Linked DNA regions of Mus musculus: region 2 is linked to region 1. The links are chromatin contacts, found by POLR2A ChIA-PET in ENCODE. All regions are on one chromosome and are shown on one strand. Each heading gives the region's core, a stretch centred on a gene start or an enhancer-like site at or near the end of the contact. The rest is flanking DNA. Distances are from core to core; before and after follow the strand shown.

What was found. ChIA-PET counts read pairs that join two places held with the same protein, here RNA polymerase II (POLR2A).
Region 2: POLR2A ChIA-PET joins it to region 1 with 20 read pairs in embryonic stem cell. The contact joins the promoter of D930048N14Rik here to the promoter of Phykpl in region 1. POLR2A ChIA-PET finds 5 or more read pairs at or near these places in 4 of 5 experiments (Patski and embryonic stem cell).

Annotation. Positions count from the first base shown.
Region 1 is chr11:51,582,336-51,587,350 of GRCm38, forward strand. Phykpl (5-phosphohydroxy-L-lysine phospholyase) reads left to right here and starts at 2,446. Exons shown (of 13, transcript NM_028398.3): 1 at 2,446-2,544; 2 at 3,179-3,297; 3 at 4,226-4,385. The coding sequence starts at 2,486. It overlaps Col23a1 (collagen, type XXIII, alpha 1), which reads left to right. Exons shown (of 29, transcript NM_153393.2): 29 at 1-1,590.
Region 2 is chr11:51,648,115-51,653,129 of GRCm38, forward strand. It overlaps D930048N14Rik (RIKEN cDNA D930048N14 gene), which reads left to right and starts at 2,840. Exons shown (of 4, transcript NR_027958.1): 1 at 2,840-3,099. N4bp3 (NEDD4 binding protein 3) reads right to left here and starts at 2,959. Exons shown (of 5, transcript NM_145974.3): 1 at 2,564-2,959. It overlaps Gm30058 (a long non-coding RNA gene), which reads right to left. Exons shown (of 2, transcript XR_388627.1): 2 at 3,976-4,683.

The DNA of each region.
Region 1 (5,015 bases), core at 1,196-3,695:
CTGTACACATGCATTCCTTGCTAAGCAGAGGCCCAGCCACACACAGCTGATGTCAAGTCCCTACCTCTGTCCCCCTGAGGAGCTGGCAAAAAGCAGCAGACCATGTTCTCTGCCACACTGGGTCAACTAGGAAACCAGATAAAAGAAAAAGAAAAAGAAAACAGATGTAGTGGACCAAGATGACTAAGGTGGCTCACTGGTAACAATGCCTGCTTTGGAGATGTGACATAGCCTCCCAAGCCCACCACAGCCTACAGTCAACAAAGCACTCCTCCTTCATCCTAAGAACAACATCGTTAGGGCTGCAGGGGTAGGTGTCACTGTGTCCATTTTACATATAGGAAATCTGAGGCTCACAGTGCATAGTTATCTGCTTAGAGATACACAGACAGGCGAGAGTGACAGGCTTGGGACTGAACCCGTGCTCTCGGAGGTCCCCTAATTTTTCTTCAGGGTTGTTTGGCAACATATGGAATCTGCTAGGCAGACCCCTGACGATGGGTGGACAGCACGCAGAGCTTTCTAGAGGCTGACGCCCCAAACTCTCCCTTTCACCTCAGGCTGCCCTGGGCCATTCTTGGCCCATTACTGCCCCCGTGTGGACTCATACCTTGTATCCTTGCAAATGGACATGCAGAGCCATGGAGTGTCCTGTGCCAGCCTGAAGTGAGGACAGAGAGAATGAGTTGTTCAAGGTCCCAAGTGAGACGCTGGGGAGTGCCCTGCCTCAACAATGAGGCTCAAGGACTGAGAGGAGGCCTTGGTTCTCCCTACCAAGAAGGCCAGTTCTCTTTGTAATTATTTGTAAGTCAAATAATTCTGGAAGGGAGGTATCTGTTTATTGAGTCCTTGACTATCCTGTGTTCCATGCCGCTAAAGAAACCAACGAGATGACTGTCCCCATGGACAGATGGCTCTGAGGCTTGAGAGAAGCGACCTTACTAGATTCCCTGTCCTTAAAGCTTTGAGTTGTCACAGGATTGGGGGACACTCCTGGCATTCAGAAGACAGTCGAGGTTAGCATACACCTGAAATCCAGGACACTGGACACGCCCAGTAGTGAAGCTGCTCACTGTGAATGCCAGCTGAGGAAACCCTGCTCTGGATTCAAGGGTTGGGCAGGGGAATGATTGCTTGTTGGTTGAGACAGGGTCTCAATACATAACTTAGGCTGGTCCCAAAGTTGCAGCTCTGCCTCAGCTTCCCAAGTGCTGGGATTACAGGCTTGCACCACCATGCCCCCCACTACATCCAAGTCTTGTTCAGTCCCTTCCTCCTTTCAGCCTGTGCCTTCTTGGCCTCCAGGGTTGCCTTGAAAGGACAGATGCCAGAAAATGGAGAGAGGATGGGACCAAGGACAGGAAGGATAGGCCTTTTCTGAGCAGGAAGATGGACTTTTAGGTAGGTTTATGGTTAAAAACATGAAATACCGCTCAGTTGGGGAAGATGGAAGGGCTCTGTGACTGGGTTTTGGTGACAAGATGCAACATTGAGAATGTACTAATGCCACTGAATTGTATGTACCCTTCAAAATTGCTTGTTTTTTTATGTATATTTTACCACAATAAAAACAAACAAAAACCACAAGAATACAAAGCTGTTCTTTAATAAGTGCTGTAAGCATTTTGCAGTTTTCTAGGGAAGAAAAGAAATAAGCTACTGGAGAATGGGGCAGCGGGCTGGCATGTGAACAAGACTGCCCCAGTCTGCTGAGGGGCCTTCTCAGGCCTTTGTTCCAGGGTTCATCAAGACAGTCAGCTCCAGCGCTCAACCCATAAGGGAGTATCCCTTCTCTCCCACCTCCGGGACCACAGAGGTCTCTTGTCACTCAGTGTGCTAGGTAAGAGTTCAGGAGACCTTGTTTTAGTCCGGCCTCTGCAGCGGGCCTATTGTGTGCCTCGGAGCAAAGCCGTTCTTTTCTGGGCCTGTTTCCTGCACAGTACATAAGGTAGGACTCAGAAGTTTTCCAAACCTCTTCCTATCTGCCCACTGCAAAATTCTCTTCCTGTAGCGACATGTCAAGTTTATCCTGTCTAATCCTAGCAAGAATTTCTAGAGATCTCCGTGGTCTGCCCCAGCAGTGGCACCGAACTCTACAGCGCCATGCCAGGAAGGCCTTTGTCCTTCCAGGGTGCCAGTAATTTACCCTCACAGGGTGTCACGTTATCAGCGCAGAGACAGCAACCTGCTCGGGCGTGCCCCGCCGCAGTTTAGAGTCCCGCTCCACCTGGCGGTCTGGGGACACATTCCTGGGAGGGAAACCTCGGGCGTAGGAGAGAAGGGCGAAGTCCGACCATGGATCAGCGGAGAGTATCCGCCCGTGATGACGTGAACTGCAAGCTATCTCGCTTGCAAGTTCCGTAAACGCCCGGGAAGGGAGCTCCTGGGGGCGGGACCAGCACTGAAGCCCCACCCAGAGCTGACGTCGCGGGCGGAGGCGGAGCTAAGCGCGCAGCATCTGGGTACTGGCTGACCGCTCGGCGCCATGGCCGCGGACACGCGCGCCAAGGCCGTCACTCTGGACCTGAGACGTCGGCTGCTCAGGTACCGGGTGTGGGCTCCGAAAGCGCGTATAGCGCCCACCCCGAGTCCCTGATTTCCCCGCCTCCCTCAGCCTACTAGAAGCGGCCGTGAACCACCCCGCGACTCCGGGGCGTCCCCTGTCCCGTGGAGCGAGCTTTGCCCCTGGCAGCCACCTGCATAAGGAGCTGGGCCTGGCCTGGGGGGCAGTCATGTCACGGGCAGGGTTACAGGAAGTCTGCTCTTGGCCTGTGAGGAGTATCCTCGGTGCCACGTGGAGAGAAGCTTATGGTTGGAACTTAGGACTGGAGCTAGCCATTACTAACGGGGACAGCAAGGCCACTGGGTTGGCAAGGAATGTTAGGGGCTGAGATGCAGCTCCTAACAAGGGGGTTTTCTTCAGGAAGCCATTCCGAAGCCCTTTTCACTGGGACTGGAGGAGTCTCAGTGTGCAAGCAAAACTGAGAGGGCCACAAAGGCTTAGTTTTGTCTCAGAAACTTTCTGCTCCGTCCTGTTCACAGGAATGGGGAGGCAGGGAAGTTCCACCGTGCCCTGCAAGCTTTTGTCCATCCCAGAATCAGGAAGGAGTGAAGGGGGCTGTAATGAGTGGAGGTCAGTCTTCAGACAGGGTTGTCGATCCTTTGCCTGTCCCCACAGCTCTTCCTGCAGACTCTTTTTTCCTGAGGATCCTGTTAAGATTATCCGAGGCCAAGGGCAGTACCTGTACGATGAGCAAGGGCGAGAGTACCTGGACTGTATCAACAACGTGGCTCATGGTCAGTATGACGCCTCTCACCCTTGGTGAGACAGGGGAGGAGGCTGAGGCCATAGATCTGACTGATAGCCTGGGTTGAACAGAACTGAATCGGATGCTCAGGGGGGCACCCCAGTCTTTGTGAAAAGACTCCACACCATAGCTGTGCTAAACCAGGCAGGCCTGAGAGGTTCACATGCCAAGGTCCAAGCTGCACGTCCCACGTGGAACTCACATCAAACCAGGCATATATACAGTCCACCCATCCATGACCACAAATGTAGTGTGCTCATCTTGGCCTCGTGCAGGGTGCTGACAGCAGGCCTTCACCTCTATTGACTACTATAGGGGTAATAGGAAACTTTAGTATGAATTCAGCCAACTGGGCTACCACAGCTGTTAGAAGGCACATTGCAGGCAGGTAAGGGTTAAAACCCAGGACTCTCCCAGCACTCAGGGCACAGAGGCAGGGGGGTCTCCTGAGTTAACAGCCAGCCTGGCCTACGCCTACATAGCAAGTTTCAGGGACAACTAGGGCTTCACAGAGAGACCCTGTCTCAGGAGAAATGACTTAATCCTGGGCCTTTTTGGTAAACTCACTGCCCGGTGTTGTAGGTAATTGTGTTAATTATTGCTACCTTGCTTTGACCATGTTGGCACGTGAGCTCTAAGAATGCAGATGCCATGGCTGACCCTCTGACAGTGCCCCTCCAGCTGAGTCTCAAAATACCTCTCTAAAAACCTTTGTTTTCTAGATAGCATTTCTGACCCTCTTTTCCTTCTGCTGGACTCTCTTCTGGGCTCCCCCGCCCCATCATTAACTCCCCTCTTTCCACTTTGCCTTCGTTAACTTCGTCTCCCCTGGATGGGTTTGCAGATAGAGCGGAGGGGGCATCTGGTGGGGCTGGCTGGGTGACGTCGGCCACTTGATGCAGATGCCCCTCTTGCAGTTGGGCACTGCCACCCTACCGTGGTCCAAGCCGCACATGAACAGAACCTAGTGCTCAACACCAACAGCCGCTACCTGCATGACAACATCGTGGACTATGCCCAGAGGCTGTCGGAGACCCTGCCGGAGCAGCTCTCTGTGTTTTACTTCTTGAATTCTGGGTAAGTGAACAGCAGACAACATGCTGTTGAGAACAAGTTCAGAAAAGAGAATCATCCCTGTGGGTGCAGTGCAGAGAGCTTGGGAGCGTGGAGCCAACTTCATGGCGAGGCTCCTGGGCTTCTAGGTTGTAGATCCTAGAGCTCTTTCTGTTGGCTCCCATTTCTTCCTTTGTAGAGGACACCACCGCCTCCCTTCTAGGCACATTGGGACTTAGTGAAGTAATGGGTTTATTTATTCCTTGTGGATTCAGCCCTCAGGTGGCTCAGCAAGCTTACAGGACACCAAGTAATTCTTCAGAGAAATGTAAGATTACAGAGAACATCTAGTGGTTCCTCAGAGAAATATAAAAGTATGGCAGTGTCCTTTTCCGAAGCAAGAATACTAAATAATGAAGCCTAGAAGCAAGCAGCAGGGGACCTGACTTGACTGTGCCTCTGTGTAGATGCTAAGAGCTCCTGGGGAGGTAGCTAGGGGAGATGGAAGGAAGGAAGGGTGCTGTCACTTTGGGGAAAGTCTGCTTGTCCAGGTTGGTCACCACCTGGCACAGCCTGGGCAAAGGCCCTGTGGCATGAAGGGGCAAGGAATGTTGTCAAACCAAACAAAAGAGGAAAGAGTGAGCAGGTCCTGGG
Region 2 (5,015 bases), core at 1,590-4,089, 66 kb after region 1:
GACCTGGTCACCTTGTCTCCCCATTCAACACTGCCTCACCTTGACGAGCTAGATAGACATGACCGCGTGTGAAATATTCAGTTGCTCCTCAAGGAACAAGATCTAGTCTCCAGCCATCTCCCCCCCCCCTCGGCCCCCCCCCCACCCCCGTCATCTCTGTCAGGATAACTGACAAAGAGGCCGCGGAGGAGAAAGGGCTTTGTGAACTGTTAAGTCCTGGATGCCCACTGGGGACAGTGTCAGATATACCCATTGCACCCCAAACACACAGACCCTCACTTTCCTGTGTGCAGTCACTCGCTTGCAGTCTCATGAGAAACAACTGACACTATGTGGTACCCACAAAAAGGGTCTCAGGTCTCAGGGATGAACCAGTGTGGCCGTGAGCCAAACTATGCAAATGGCCTCATACGGAAAACAGTGTCCTGTAGACAAATGTATGTTACGAGACCAAAGTGAGGACAGTCCTGTCCAACAACGGACAATATGGCTTATACAAGGTCACCCACCCAGACCAGGTCTCACTCAGTAGCACTGTCTGCTCGACCTGCTGGGCTGAGGCCATCCCTGGTCTTAGTTTGGAGGCTAACCCTTTTCCTAGAGAACCCAACCTACCCCTGCCCCTCCCCCAACACACACATTCCTTCCTTTCCGTTGCTTAGGAGCCTTGGGATTGCCTGCCTGGGCCAGGGCAGCTGTGCAGGCTCTCTGGCCTGTGATGTGTGTGTGTGTGTGTGTGTGTGTGTGTGTGTAGGAGAGAGCTAGCAAGAGCCTCATAACCTCTGGGAGATCAGAGCAGTACAGAAAGTGGGAGTGGGGGGGGGGTTCCACCAAATGCTAGGGCTGTGCTGCCACAGTAGGGTGTCTATCTTAATGCCCAGGGCTCTGTAAGGAGCTGAACACACCATTACTCATCCAGCCACAGCAGTACCCCTTCATTCCTGTCTCCCTCTGGCCCCAGGATCAGCCAGCAGTGCAGAAAGCCTCAAATAGAGGTACCCAGCGGGGCACCCCAGCACCAGACCCTGGATGCCTCTTCAAAGCACATCCAGGAGGTGGAATGAGGTGCCCAAGGTCATGTTCAGCAGTATGGGAGGCAGCTTTCACTGCATTTCCTTCAGGTTAGGGCACCTCATCCTCCCCGAGGCAGGAGTTACAGTTCAACCTGAACTGCCACTAGTCCCACCAGAGTGCCCCAGGGGAGGGTCACACCACCTGCTGGGGGGATCAGCCTTTCTGAGGGGTGTGCCTGCAGCTGCCACAGAGGAATGACACTGGAATGTCCCAACTCCAAAAATGGGGACAGCCTGAGAGGCGATGGGGGCAGCTGGCATACCCTACCCCCTGGACAGAATTATCCACATTTTGCTCTATGTCCAGTGCTTCAGTGTTTCTGAGCTCTTCTATTTCACAATGTCACATCGTCTCCACACTAGTCGGTGGAGCACGGCATAAAGGACCCTATCTACACATAGGGAAACTGAGGCTTGAAAGAAGGAATCACACGCTGAAAGAAGACTCCGCTTTGAGGACCAATCTGGATTCCCACAGTAAAGCCCTCTATACTACACCCAGCTGTCCCAGCTAGGGGTCACCTTCCACTAGTATACTCTGCTGTCTACGTAGCCTGCCCAGCCCCCCATGCTTGTTTCTCCCAAGGGCAAGGTTGAGAGGGATGGAACTTAACCCCCCTCCCAGAGATCCCTCCTGCCCGCCCTGGGGAAAGAGGTAAGAAGAAGAAATAGTGGAAGTGGCGCAGGTTTAGGGACTCTTGAGCTCAGGAAACTGCTAGAGGCGGTGTCGGGAACTAGCTGGTCGCTTTCATTCAGTCTTGCACATACACACCCACACGCAGCCAGTCGGCAGAGAAGCCCTGCTTGTGAGAGCCTGGGAGGAGGCTCATCTCTAGGTCCAGGAGGGCCTCCCGCCTCTGCTCCCGCCCAAGGACAACCATTCCCAATCTGTATCTTTGGGTTGGGTATGTCCCAAGCTCCCATCTTAATACTGAGATACCTTAAGAGTCCTGGTCCTTACTTTTGTCAAAGGCTAAAGTCAGGACTGGAACAGAGTCCCAGACCTTGGGACGTCCCCTGTTCGCAGGTCCCCAGGTGAGGACCAGACACAGTAGGGGGCTGAGGCAGGAAGAGGGTACCCTGAGGGTGAGGGCAGGTGAGTGGTGTCCCCGGGAAGGCGGCAGAGAAGACAGGTTGGACATCCCGGTGGAACTGCGCCCAGGAAGGCTGTGGAGGAAGCAAGGGATCCCAGAACTACCGGAGGCCCTCCTAGCTACCCAGGGGGCGGGGTGGGGTGCACGTCTCCCGCCCGCCGTCTGTGGGGCCTGCTTAGAGCTGGTGCAGGGGGCGGAGGCCGAGGTCAGACTCCTGCGCCAAGGGCGCCTGCCCCTCCTAGCTGCGGCGTGGGGATCGGGGCGATGCTCCACGGAAAATGCATTTACAGGTCAGCCTCGTGCGCGGGAGCAGAGGACACCGGGGCGCGCACAGCATCCTGCCAACCCCCGCCGGGTGTCCGAGAACGACCTCAGCGACCCGCCCTACCCACTTACCATGCTGGCTCCGTGAATCCTAGGGCGCGCTGCAGTCCCCAGCTCGGTCTCGAACCTTTCTCTTCCCAGGCTCTTCGGGAACGCGCGGGAGCCGGATCGGCGGGCAAAGGACGCACTGGGCGACACTCGTCCGCTGGCCCCAGAGACGGAGGGAAAACCCGGCCTGACTCACCCGCGCGGCGCGAGCCCCAGCGCCCAGCCCGGCCCCCGGATGTGGGGGGCGGGAACCGGCACCGCCCCCGAGCGACCTGAGCCCCGCCCGGGCTCGCGGGTGCTGCGGGGCCGGGACCCCACCGCTAGCCGCGCATGGTGCAGCGGCCACCGCGATGCGTGCTCGTTCGCTCGCTCACGTGCAGCAGCTCTGCAGACCCCAGCCCGGACGAGGCTCTAGAGCGCGCGCCGCACTGCTTGCTGCTCCTCCTTCTCCTCCTCCTCCAACTCGGGCCTCGCCCGCCTCACCCGGTTTCCTTCCAGAACCAGCTTCCAAACTGGCTTGCTGGGATGGGTTGGTCAGGTCTCTGCCGCCTCTTTCTCAGGTAAGCGCCACTTTCCTCGTTTGAGAATAAACCCAAGACGCGCTCTAAGAGCCGAAGAGGTGTAGTAGGCGTCTACAGTAGTTAGCCGCTGGACTTTTATTTTGGAGGGAGGTTGATTTACCTGTGCAGCCTTCTAGGGGCGGCAGGTTCAGATGCCTTTAGGGGCCAGACTGATAGTGTAAATGAGTCATATGGGTTGGGTAAGCCAGTAGCGGGGACGGAAACCGAAGGCTGGACACTCAGACACGTTCAAGAGTAAGAAGTTGGAACACCTTTTCTTCCTTAAAAAGTTAAACATAGATGTGGGGTGGGGTGGGGTGGGGTGGGGTGGGGTGGTAAGGGTTGTGTATGGAGAGATGGTTCAGTGGTTAAGAGTACTTGCTGCTCTAGCAGAGGACCCGGTTTTGGTTCCCAGCAACCACGTGGTTGCTCACAATCCTTTGCAGCTCCAGTTCCAGGGTATGGAACGCCCCCCCCCTCACCCCCACCCCCGGCCCCTGGGGGCATTACTCGCACTGGGTGCACATTTACTCACGCTGGCACATACACGTAATTTTGTTGTTGTTGTTTTTAAGATAAAAAAAAAAAACCAAACCAGTAAGTTAAACAGATTCATGATAGCATTTCCACTCCTGGGTATATGACTAAAGAAATCAGGTATGCCAACAAGTGCTTGCACTCAGATGATCATAGCAATCCTGTGTATAACAGTCAAAAGAAGGACACAGGTCAAACCCTCCAGCAATTAGTGAAAGGATAAACAGTGTGGTCCAACCATACAGTGGAATATTACTTACCACAGAAAAGGCATAGTGCCATTTCATGCTACAACTCAAACCTCTAACAAGTGATGGTAAGTCAAAGAAACCCAGCAGAGACCATGTGTGAACCTTTATGGACAGAATGCAGGCTAGTGCTAGAAGCCACAGGGAGGGAGAAATGAGGATGATCCTTGCAAGTTATCGGGTTTTGTCCTGGAATCAGGTGGTGGTGACAGCACTTTCCTTTTACATTGTCTTACAGAGGGCTGGGGTGTGACTCAGTAGGAGAGCATTCTCTCAGAGGCTGCTTGAGGCCCTGGGTTCAATTCCCAGTACCTTAAGTTAAAATGGATAATTTTGTATCAGGCAAGTCAACTTCATTTAAACAACAAAACATTACTGTGGCCCAGCAGGTACCGATTTGCCGCCTCTGTTTTCTATTTCTACCGTAGTCAAATGTTAACAATGGATTTTTCTCTTTAAGAAACCTCATTCACAGCACTTGGTATCTCAGTCATGCAGGGACTGCAGGTATATGGGGGAGCGGGGTTGCCTGAGACAGATGAACATTGACCATAAGAGCACACGTATGGTCTTGGGGACCTGAGGAAATGCCTCTCTGGGCAAGTAGCCTGACAGAAGCCCAGAATTCAAATGTTTCCTCAGGGAGGTGTATTCATGGTTCTGAGGCCCAGAGCTGGAGAAATCTGGACATGTTCAGATGTAGAGGAGCTCTGAAGGGAGGCCAGGGCCTGGAGAGTTCCCCAAAGGTGGCACACAGGTGTTGTCCCAGAACTGCCTCATGGATCATCCTGCAGAGCCTCTGCAATACAGACACAAGAATAACAGCAACAATAATAATTACCAAGTATTTGTGGAGTTAGGGCATTTGTAATCCCAGTATTTAGAGTTTAGAAAAATAGGAAGATCAGACTGGAGAGAGGCTCAGCCGTAAAGAGCACTGACTGCTCTTCCAGAGGTCCTGAGTTCAATTCCCAGCAACCACAGGGTGGCTCACAACCATCTGTAATGGGACATCTGATGCCCTCTTCTGGCATGTCTGACAGCTACAGTGTACTCATATAAATTGAGAGAGAGAGAGAGAGAGAGAGAGAGAAGGGAAATCAGGAGTTTATCTGAGAGAGAGAGAGAGAG